Regions from separate parts of the Homo sapiens genome. Here region 2 is linked to region 1. A link is a loop called in an ENCODE intact Hi-C map of the cell type or tissue named here. Cell type or tissue: heart right ventricle. All regions are shown on one strand. Each heading gives the region's core, and the rest is flanking DNA. Links, peaks and the distances in the headings are about the cores only. Region 1 has its middle 5.9 kb from the start of LINC02705. Region 2 holds the start of MS4A4E (membrane spanning 4-domains A4E).

Evidence for each region. Hi-C counts contacts between places; a loop is a spot of excess contacts. Peaks named below come from ENCODE experiments on the same cell type or tissue, not always from the same donor. Only the 100,000 strongest peaks of a DNase experiment are listed, where the experiment ranks them.
Region 2: it touches region 1 in a loop (2.4-fold over the local background); 14 of 110 quality-filtered maps call a loop at or near these places.

Annotation. Positions count from the first base shown.
Region 1 is chr11:60,168,065-60,172,465 of GRCh38, forward strand. It overlaps a transcript of MS4A6A not described here. Among named protein-coding and RNA genes, the nearest start is that of LINC02705, 5.9 kb to the left of the region's middle. RefSeq lists an enhancer at 349-1,548. In heart right ventricle, for the core only: a CTCF peak has its summit at 1,689; a DNase peak (open chromatin) is centred at 1,385; H3K27ac peaks cover 713 bases.
Region 2 is chr11:60,241,109-60,245,509 of GRCh38, forward strand. It overlaps MS4A4E (membrane spanning 4-domains A4E), which reads right to left and starts at 2,029. Exons shown (of 9, transcript NM_001393391.1): 1 at 1,850-2,029. In heart right ventricle, for the core only: no CTCF peak of the experiment used is centred there; a DNase peak (open chromatin) is centred at 1,881; H3K27me3 peaks cover 566 bases.

The DNA.
Region 1 (4,401 bases), core at 127-4,126:
GTGTGCAGGTCACCTACTGGGGATGCATTTTGTCCCAAGAGGTAGCCCCCTGGAGTAGGGAAACTTTCCCCTTTTTTATGGCACAGACTCTCTGGTCTCACCTACAGCCCTCTGCTTCCCTGAGGGCCGCCATGGAAGTAGTCACCTTATGTATGCAGCACCCCACATAGAGTGAGGACAGTGGCCAGGGAACCAAAGGCACTCAGGGGCACAGAGCCCAACACAAAGTCCCTCATGTGGGAGGTAAAGTGTTCATCATTTGGCCCTTGGGTAGTCAGATGGAACAGCCTGCCACACACCCATCTCCCAAATTACATGCACTAAATCTAGATACGACTGCCATTTACTCACAGTTTCTGGTATTTCTTTGGCATCTTTCCATATCGTTCAAATGGCCACCATCAGCCATTCAATTAGGGTGTGGTCGCCTTGCCCTGTGCTAACCACCTGCTCACCTGCAATCACTGACGGAGGGAGGGATGAGTCATAATGGAAGCCAACTTCTCCATTTCAGAGGCAGAGCAGACGATGCTGTTGGCTCCCTCATCCCAAAGATGAGGCATCGAGGCAGGTAGGGGTTCCCCCAAGCACTGCTGACACTGTTTATCTAATTCCCACAATATAATTGGGGTATAGGCACTGTAAGACATGTGCTCTGTCATGGTAGGGGGTCCCCAAGCCCAACCCTGGGGCCCCAATGACTGTTCCTGCTCTATTTTCTGATGGACCACTGGGCAAACTCGCAACTGATGTTCTTCTTCCTCAGTATCAGACTGAGCAGGAGTCTCTGACTGGGATGGTGGGCCCAAGCCCACACTAATGGCAGACTCTAATTCTCATTCCAAGCTGTGTGTCTGGGCCTCTGGGTTTCTGTTTGTGCCTGGAGGTCCCCTACCTTTGCTGCATCCTGCAGGGACTGAGTGTGCACTTACCGTAGTACAGTCAAAAACGCCCATTGAACTATGCCAGCAAAGGTATTGTCCTCTCATTGCTCTGTGCTTACAGGTACTTCAGTGCCTTCTCCATGCTCACAGGAGACCTGTCCACCACCACCCATGTTTCCACCAAGGCCCATCCTAGCAGCACAGCTACCATCAGGTACCACAACACATGCTGGGGCCACATGGCTGACCTGGGATCATTGAGGCCAAGGGCTCACTCATCTTGGGATCCTACTGACTATGCCAATTGACAGGTTCCAACCTGAGCTGGGTTCTGAAGGGAGCTGGTGGACACGTGGTGGGTAGCTGAAAGAACACTTGGATTGTAGGCAGTTGGAACGTGGCTTTATTCTCTCTCCTGTCCTACAGAGTCAGCAGTGCAGTTATATTACTCACAGACAGAGTGGCTCAAAGCCAGGTATGAGCTCACACAAACAGATTATAGTAAATGGTTACATAATGCATGGGGTTGTGCACCTGCGCTCCAAACCCGCTGTGTCATACCATACCGGATGTTTACCTTGGCCTACTCCTGACTGAAGCACAGCCACTTTCCTTACAATAATAAATAACTTTTGAAAAATGCATAGTTTCCCCTCACTGATGACATGTGGAGACACTGTAAAGGACAAAGGTAGCAAGTGTGATTTCCTGTGGTCAAGTTAGATACCTCCAGTGAATTCCAGATACCTTGTTTTGCCTTTTTCTATTTCTCTTGGGAGAAAAGTTGTTCCTCGTTATCACCATAAGGTGTCAGTAGAGTCAACTGTGCAGAAATTGGGAAAGGCCAATAATTCTAAAATCTTTCTCCTGCAAAGGGAAGAGAAAACATGTTTCCTACACAGTCTGAGTCATCCTATTTAGAGCATTCTACAACTTTCTTTCTCTCTTTTTTTTCCTCTCTTTCCTTTTTTTTTGTTTTTTCAAGGTCTTGCTCTGTCCACCAAGCTAGAGTGCAGTGGCAAGATCATGGCTCAATGAGCCTCAACCTCTCAGTTTCAGGTGATTTTCCTGCCTCAGCCTCTTGAGTAGCTGGGACTACAGGCATGTGTCACCACACCTGGCTAATTTTTTTTTTTTTTTTTTATAGAGATAGGGTTTGGTCATGGTCTCCAGGCTTGTCTCAAACTCCTGAACTCAAGCAATCTGCCCGCCTCAACCGCCCAAAGTGCTGGGGTTACAGGCAAGAGCCACTGTGCCTGGCCCAGACTTTCTTGAAGAAATGAAAGATTTCATGAGTATAATCAGGTTCCAAATCCCAGCGATGTATTGGGGTTGAAGTTAATTTTAGACATAGAGGGTGGAAGTGGAAGGGGAAGGAAAGTTGGACTATGGAAGTGAAAGCAAAGGGAAGTAAACACACAATAAAACTCGAGTTCACTGAGCATCTTTCATGTGTCAGCTATATTGGTAACTGCTTTACAAAGGTTATCTCAATACATCTTCTATCTCAAGGTAGGCATCATTCTCACTTGACTTGGGCTGAAGGGGCATTGCTACTTGAAAGAAAAGATATCAGTGGATGACATGGCAGTGAGGTTGAGCCTAGGATAAAAAGTGGCTTTGAGTGTTGCCTAAAGGGCTGGATGCCTTCTCTGATAAACAAGTCAAAGCTGAAGAGAGACCCGGGGGGAACTTTGAAGACCAGAAGTTTGACTGGGTAATCAGTAAGACTTCTGGTATCCAGAGTGCTGTGGTGGTGGTGAAGACATGGTGGCAGGGGGTGAGGAACAAAGCTGGAGTGTGAGTACAGTAGATGAATACACCAATTGTGGACTCTGAGTCATAGTCCTCTCCTGTGGCAGAAGGTGGCACCATGTGATTGATATGGGGGATGTGGATTTTCAAAAGAAGGACTCTCTCTCACACATACACATACACACACACAAACACACACACACACACACCTGTTTATCCCCTACATTCTTTTAGGCAGAAGAAGGTATGCTTTATTCTGTGTTCAAATAATAGTTAGTGCCCTGTATATATCCCTAATTTCACTGTCATCTCTGTTTCTCTTATTTGACATAGTGTCTGGTATCCAATAAGCGTCAATAAAAGTTGAATGTCCACAGTAGGTAAATAAATAAAAGAAATGGTGTGTGTCAGTGGGGGGTGCAATGGACAGGGAGAAGACATAATGAACGAGAGTTTGAAGATAAAGCTAAAATCAAAGAATCTGACAGTCCAGTTTCAGCCTGGAAAAGAAAACAGCAGAAAAGCTGAGTATCAGGATATCTGATACAGTGGGTATGACCCCTGCTACAGTGGGTAAAAGCAAGGGAAACATGACCAGTTCTTTCAATGAAATGGAGCTCATGTAAAATTGAAATACTTTTCTACGTGTGTGTGTGTACACACATGCTGAAACTTAATATTTATACACAAACAATTGGTCTTTCTTGCAATAAGAAAATAAGTATGAACTGGTCGATGCTTCATAAAAAATGAGTATTCCTGGTTAGCTTTTGTTTGCTCATTAGTTTTGTTTGAATATTTGATGGGGAGAAAATGGAGTTCCAATTTGGGTTTATGTCTGTCATTGTTGACTTATTCTGTGTTTAAGGGAAAAAACAACAAAACGAGTGTTAAAACAAAATATGCACTCAAAAATTTTATTTTGAAGCCAGCTACTTTCATATACCCTGAGACTTCATTATATGGGGCTTGCCTTTATGCACTAATGAGTTAAAATACATAGGATAAAACACTAGCACCTGTATAAAAAAGTCTGAGCACCACAACAAATCAGTTAACTCCTGTTGACAATTAAGGGGTACAATAAAAAGTTGTGTCCTTTGCTTCACTGTGATCCATTGAATGATCATTCTGTCTAGTTTTCTGGGAAACATTTTCTGGGAAATGTTTCTGGGAATGATCATTCTGCCTTGTTTTCTGGAAATTCAGACTATTTGGCTAATCTAGTAAATGGTAATTTACAGCCCCGTGCTTTTGCTGAAGTCAATGTCAGGCAAATCAAGAGATCCCCAATGAACACATATCTTAAATGACAGTGAAATAATGGTTTTTTTTAATGTTCATTACTTTAAAAGCTTACATTTAGGAAACTCAAGCTTTGCTTTTCTATAATGGTTAACTTTTCCATATTATCATAAGAATCAACTTTCTGATTAATATTTCTCCCTTTTTTCTTAAGAAGTCAATAGTTCTTCATATCCACAGTCATGAGTCATTTTTGAGGACATGCCAGAATTACCAATGTAACTGTGAGGCAGGAAAAGTACACTCTAGAAGAAACAAAATATGTTAGGTCTTCAGACTTCAATCAGGTTCAAGATAGATGTATATATGCCATTTTTCCAACTGTATACATAGAATTCTTAGCTAATCCAAGATAAGTAGAGCATATCACCAGGTTCTTCAAATAATTGCAATTTATCACCCTAGTATTCATTCTACACTCTATAATACAATTTTGGATAAATCAAGGCTTTTTAAT
Region 2 (4,401 bases), core at 269-4,268, 73 kb after region 1:
CGCCTCCCGGGTTCACGCCATTCTCCTGCCTCAGCCTCCAGAGTAGCTGGGGCTACCGGCGCCTGCCACCACGCCTGGCTAATTTTTTTGTATTTTTAGTAGAGAAGGGATTTCACCGTGTTAGCCAGGATGGTCTCGATCCTCTGACCTCGTGATCCACCCACCTGGGCCTCCCAAAGTGCTGGAATTACAGGCGTGAGCCACCGCACCCGGCCTATTCTTTAATGTAAGGGAAACTCGGCCTCAATCTCTCACGCACACCTTCAGACTGAGAATTTAGGACATGTTGGGTCTGTCTTATCAAACACACTTGGTAGTTCTCCCTCTGTGTTTAGTGCCTCTCGGGTAAGGCTGTAAGCTTCCTGAGGGCCGAGCCATTATATCAAATTAAGGCTTATAATTGACTCTTATGATTTTCCATAATTCTTTGGTAACATAGGTCAGGTTCTGGTCATTCAAGGCTGGTGCTCTGTCTTTATAAGACATTCTTGACATAAATTTATATAACTGCCTCCTATCTTTACACCACAGAAATCCATGTGTTAATTATCTAGGGTAGATAAGGTCCCCAAGGAAAGAAAGCGTGTGTTTACAAGACTCCACTTCTCTACAATCAAAATATATATTTTTTAACTGCAGAGAATATTGGATACATATGAGGGAGGGACATTTCTTTCAGGTTGGAGAAGAATCTAAACCTTGGTTTTGCCACATCACCTATATGCATCAGGTTCTTGACAACTACAATGTCTTCCCCGCCCCTCCTCCCCACCCCGGATAAAGAGGTGGGGTAACCTAGACCACCCTTCCCTCTTCTATTGGCCCCAGTCTCCTTGTGGATCAGCAGCACCAGCAGTCTCTTGTTTCCTCATTTTTATGTCACCATCCCCCTTATGGGTCACAACACAAGAGAGCATGAGGAGAGTGGTATACACGGTCATCCCCTTTTTCTTGGCAGAGTTATCAAATAGACTAGAAACCCAAAATGAGGCCTGAATCTGGATGGTTTTTAGGAGGATGATGGGGATGCAGAAATGGTGGCATGGGAAGGGAAAAGGGGGAAAGGCCTGGGCTAGGAACCAAGAATTCTGGGTTTTTTGCTCCTAGCCCTTTTGTTAACTTGTGTGATTCTAGGTACATTATTTCCCTTTTCTGGATTTCATTTACTTCATCTGGGGAAAGATTACAATGACTACGACTACTTACAAGCTTCTTTCTTATCCTAAGAATGCTAAAAGTCTACAAGATGTTTTTCATTTGCAGATTTTATCATGAGCAGCCTCAGTTTACTGCCTGGGTGCCACATGAATAGTGCCAAAGACCACTGGAGAACTACGTCAGGCCACAGCCCATCTAAATGTACAAGGCTGGGGACCCTGCCTGTGCCCTACTCCATGTACACCAAATTCTGCACGTGCTAGATCTTTTCTTAAGTCTTGAATTATAAAAATAACCAGTCAGAGACAAAGAATAAAGACCATGGAAGAAGTGCATTAACAGTAGATGAGGTAATTAATCAAAGTTTAAAATGTTGCTTACAGTGTTTTGGTATCCTGAGAACTTACGGAACAAAAGTAACTAAAACAACTTCATCCAGCCTCCAGTGTCAGCCTTTAGGAGGCTTTTCTAACTCCCATCAACTGTAGCGAAGACTGTTCCTCAACCACCCACAACCCTCACCAAATGCATATTTAAATGTGCACTCAATCCACCCCAACCCTGACTACCAGCTTGGGTCATGGGAAGTGACCTCATTTTTTTTTCTCACTCCACTCCCAGAAATCCTAAACCCAGGAAATGAAACAAACTATCAGTCCGAGAGCCTAGGAAGGCAAGTCCCTGGACCTACCTTTCTTCAGGCCTGCAATGTCTGCTGCAGGTCTGATGAGTGCAGGGCTCTGGGCAAGTTCCTCAAAGTTCTTTGTTCCAGACACAGTCAGCTTCCCCCACTCCACACCTCACTCAGTTTAAATCTGCACTCCTTTTCTAGTAGATGTTTGGAACCTTAAAGGATGTGTTGAGAACTTCTGAGACACACAACTAGTTCCTCTTTTTTATCGGAAGCATTAACTGATTTTGCGTTCCCAATATGGGTGTGGACGTTTATTTTGAAATTTGCTGAAAAAGCAGTGGCTGCCTGATACAGTCTTTCCTATGAAAATAATAGTGCTAATTACTGTGGGTATCAGTGGTGGAGGATTTTCTGTTTGCCAGACTCTGCTCAAAGATTGTTATATACACAACTAAGTAAATGGTAATTTATAAATGCCCCCTTTCACAATTTCACACATTTCCACAGTACTCTTCTTCCCAGAGAACTACTGTTACTATTGTATTAGGTTGGTGAAAAAGTAATTGTGCCTTAATATACACAACTTAAATATCTTATTTTCATGATATTTCACCTTTGGAGGTTCAACATGAATAGCCACAAAATGGGAACAAGTTGGTTGTACAGCAATAATTAATACAACACCTTTCTAAGTCAAAGAAGCAGCTGGTATCATAGAACAAGCTGGTCTTTGACTAAGACAAACCCAATGGCAATCATTTCTTGTATGACCTTGTTAATCCCCTGAACCTGATTCATTGGTAAAATAAAATAATGCCTTCTTTACATGGAGGAAAGCAAAGTGGCATGCAATTTTCATTCACTCAGCATTTTCTTAGAGAAAAGCTACTATAAGCCAAGCAGTGTGCCATGTGCTTCAGATAAAATGGTGAAAAATGATTTTCGCTCAAGGATTTTATAGGCTACTTGACAATATAGACAAGTAAATAAATCACCCATTATAATCAGTTACCTGCAAGGTAAAGTGGCAATGCTGATGAATAAATAAATCATTACAACCCATTATAATCAGTGATCTGCAAGGTAAAATTGGATATCCTGAGAGAGCTCATAGGAGGATCAAAGAACTCAACGTTGGGTAGGTAGGCAGAGGAGACTTCCTAGATAAAGGGACATCTAATTGGAGACCTGATGAATAAGCAAAAGACACACAAATGGAAGAAGGATGGAGCTAGGTAACATTATTATTCCCATTTTCCAGAAGATGGAACTGAAACTCAGAGATATTCATATAGCTGGTATAGATGAGATTGAAATCCAGTTTTGCCTAATCCCAAAAACTTTGTTGTCTATAATCTGAAATTATTTTAATTCTCAGAATTAAATGGGTTATATTTCAGAAATATTGTCCTGGTTTTCATGTAAAGCAACAATAGGAATAAATAATACTGAAATCAGGGAGTTAGGGTTAAGAAAGAGGCAGTTCTCTAGGGAAGGGATGATGGTTACTGAACTACCTATGATGCTAGTGAAGTTGGAGAGAATGAATGGATTTGAAAGATGTTTAGGAACGAGAAATGACAGTACTTGTTGATATAATGGATGTGTAAATCAGGAGAGAAAACAGGAAAGGATGGCGCTCAGATTCTGGGTTAGGAAACTGAATGAATGATAGAGCCATTCAGTAAGGCAATAGACATGGACCAAGACAGAACTGCAGGAACAAAGAGTAAGACTTGGAGCATATTTAATTTGAATTGTGTGGGCACCTTCAAATAAGGTTCACAAAAGTTGGATAACTGGCAGGAGCTAGGGAATGAGAACATGGCTGTAGAGGTAAACCCAACAGCTCTTCACCCAGAGGGATGAGGTTACCCAGGCTTGTGGGAGGAGGCAGAAAAAATCAGACCCTTTTTGCTAGAGAATAGAAACAGTATTATCAGAAATAAGGGTTTCCAGAGGATGGCAAAAAGAGATTAAAGAAGATAACAGGCAAACTAGGAAAATGTGGCATTACAGAAGACAAAGGTACAGAGTTTCATGACTTTATAAGAGAGGTTGAAATTCTAGACTAAGAACAGATGTCAATCTTACCTCCTCTTCCATATAGTGTGAAGTGAGATATTATTAGTGTTATTCTTAGCAGACAAGTGATTGAGGATTTATGGTGATATAAAGAACAATAAAATTGAAATTTGACAGAGAAACATAAATAGAATCACCCTACCTCTAAATAAGCATAGGACAAAACTAACTACTATACAAATAAAAGCAAATAAAAAAGAGCTCAAGTTCAGTGACAAAACAACAAGCAGCAGAGTAGGTCAGAGCCCAGAGCAGTTGTTAATTAATTTTTAAAATTATATTGGAAAAGCGGGGTCAGTTGTTCCTCTGTCCCTCACACAGGCATCACCTAACAAGGTAGTTTATCCCCAAACCAAAATATGAGAACTGTTTTATGAGCAAAAAACCAAACCAAAAAACTGTTTTAGGGTTCTGCTCTAGACAAGTATATAGAATGTGAGTGCCAGCTCTGAGTAAAAAACAGGAAAGAGACAAGAATTAAGGTCTAAGCTTCCATTCACAAGGTATAAAGGAAAAGCAAAAAG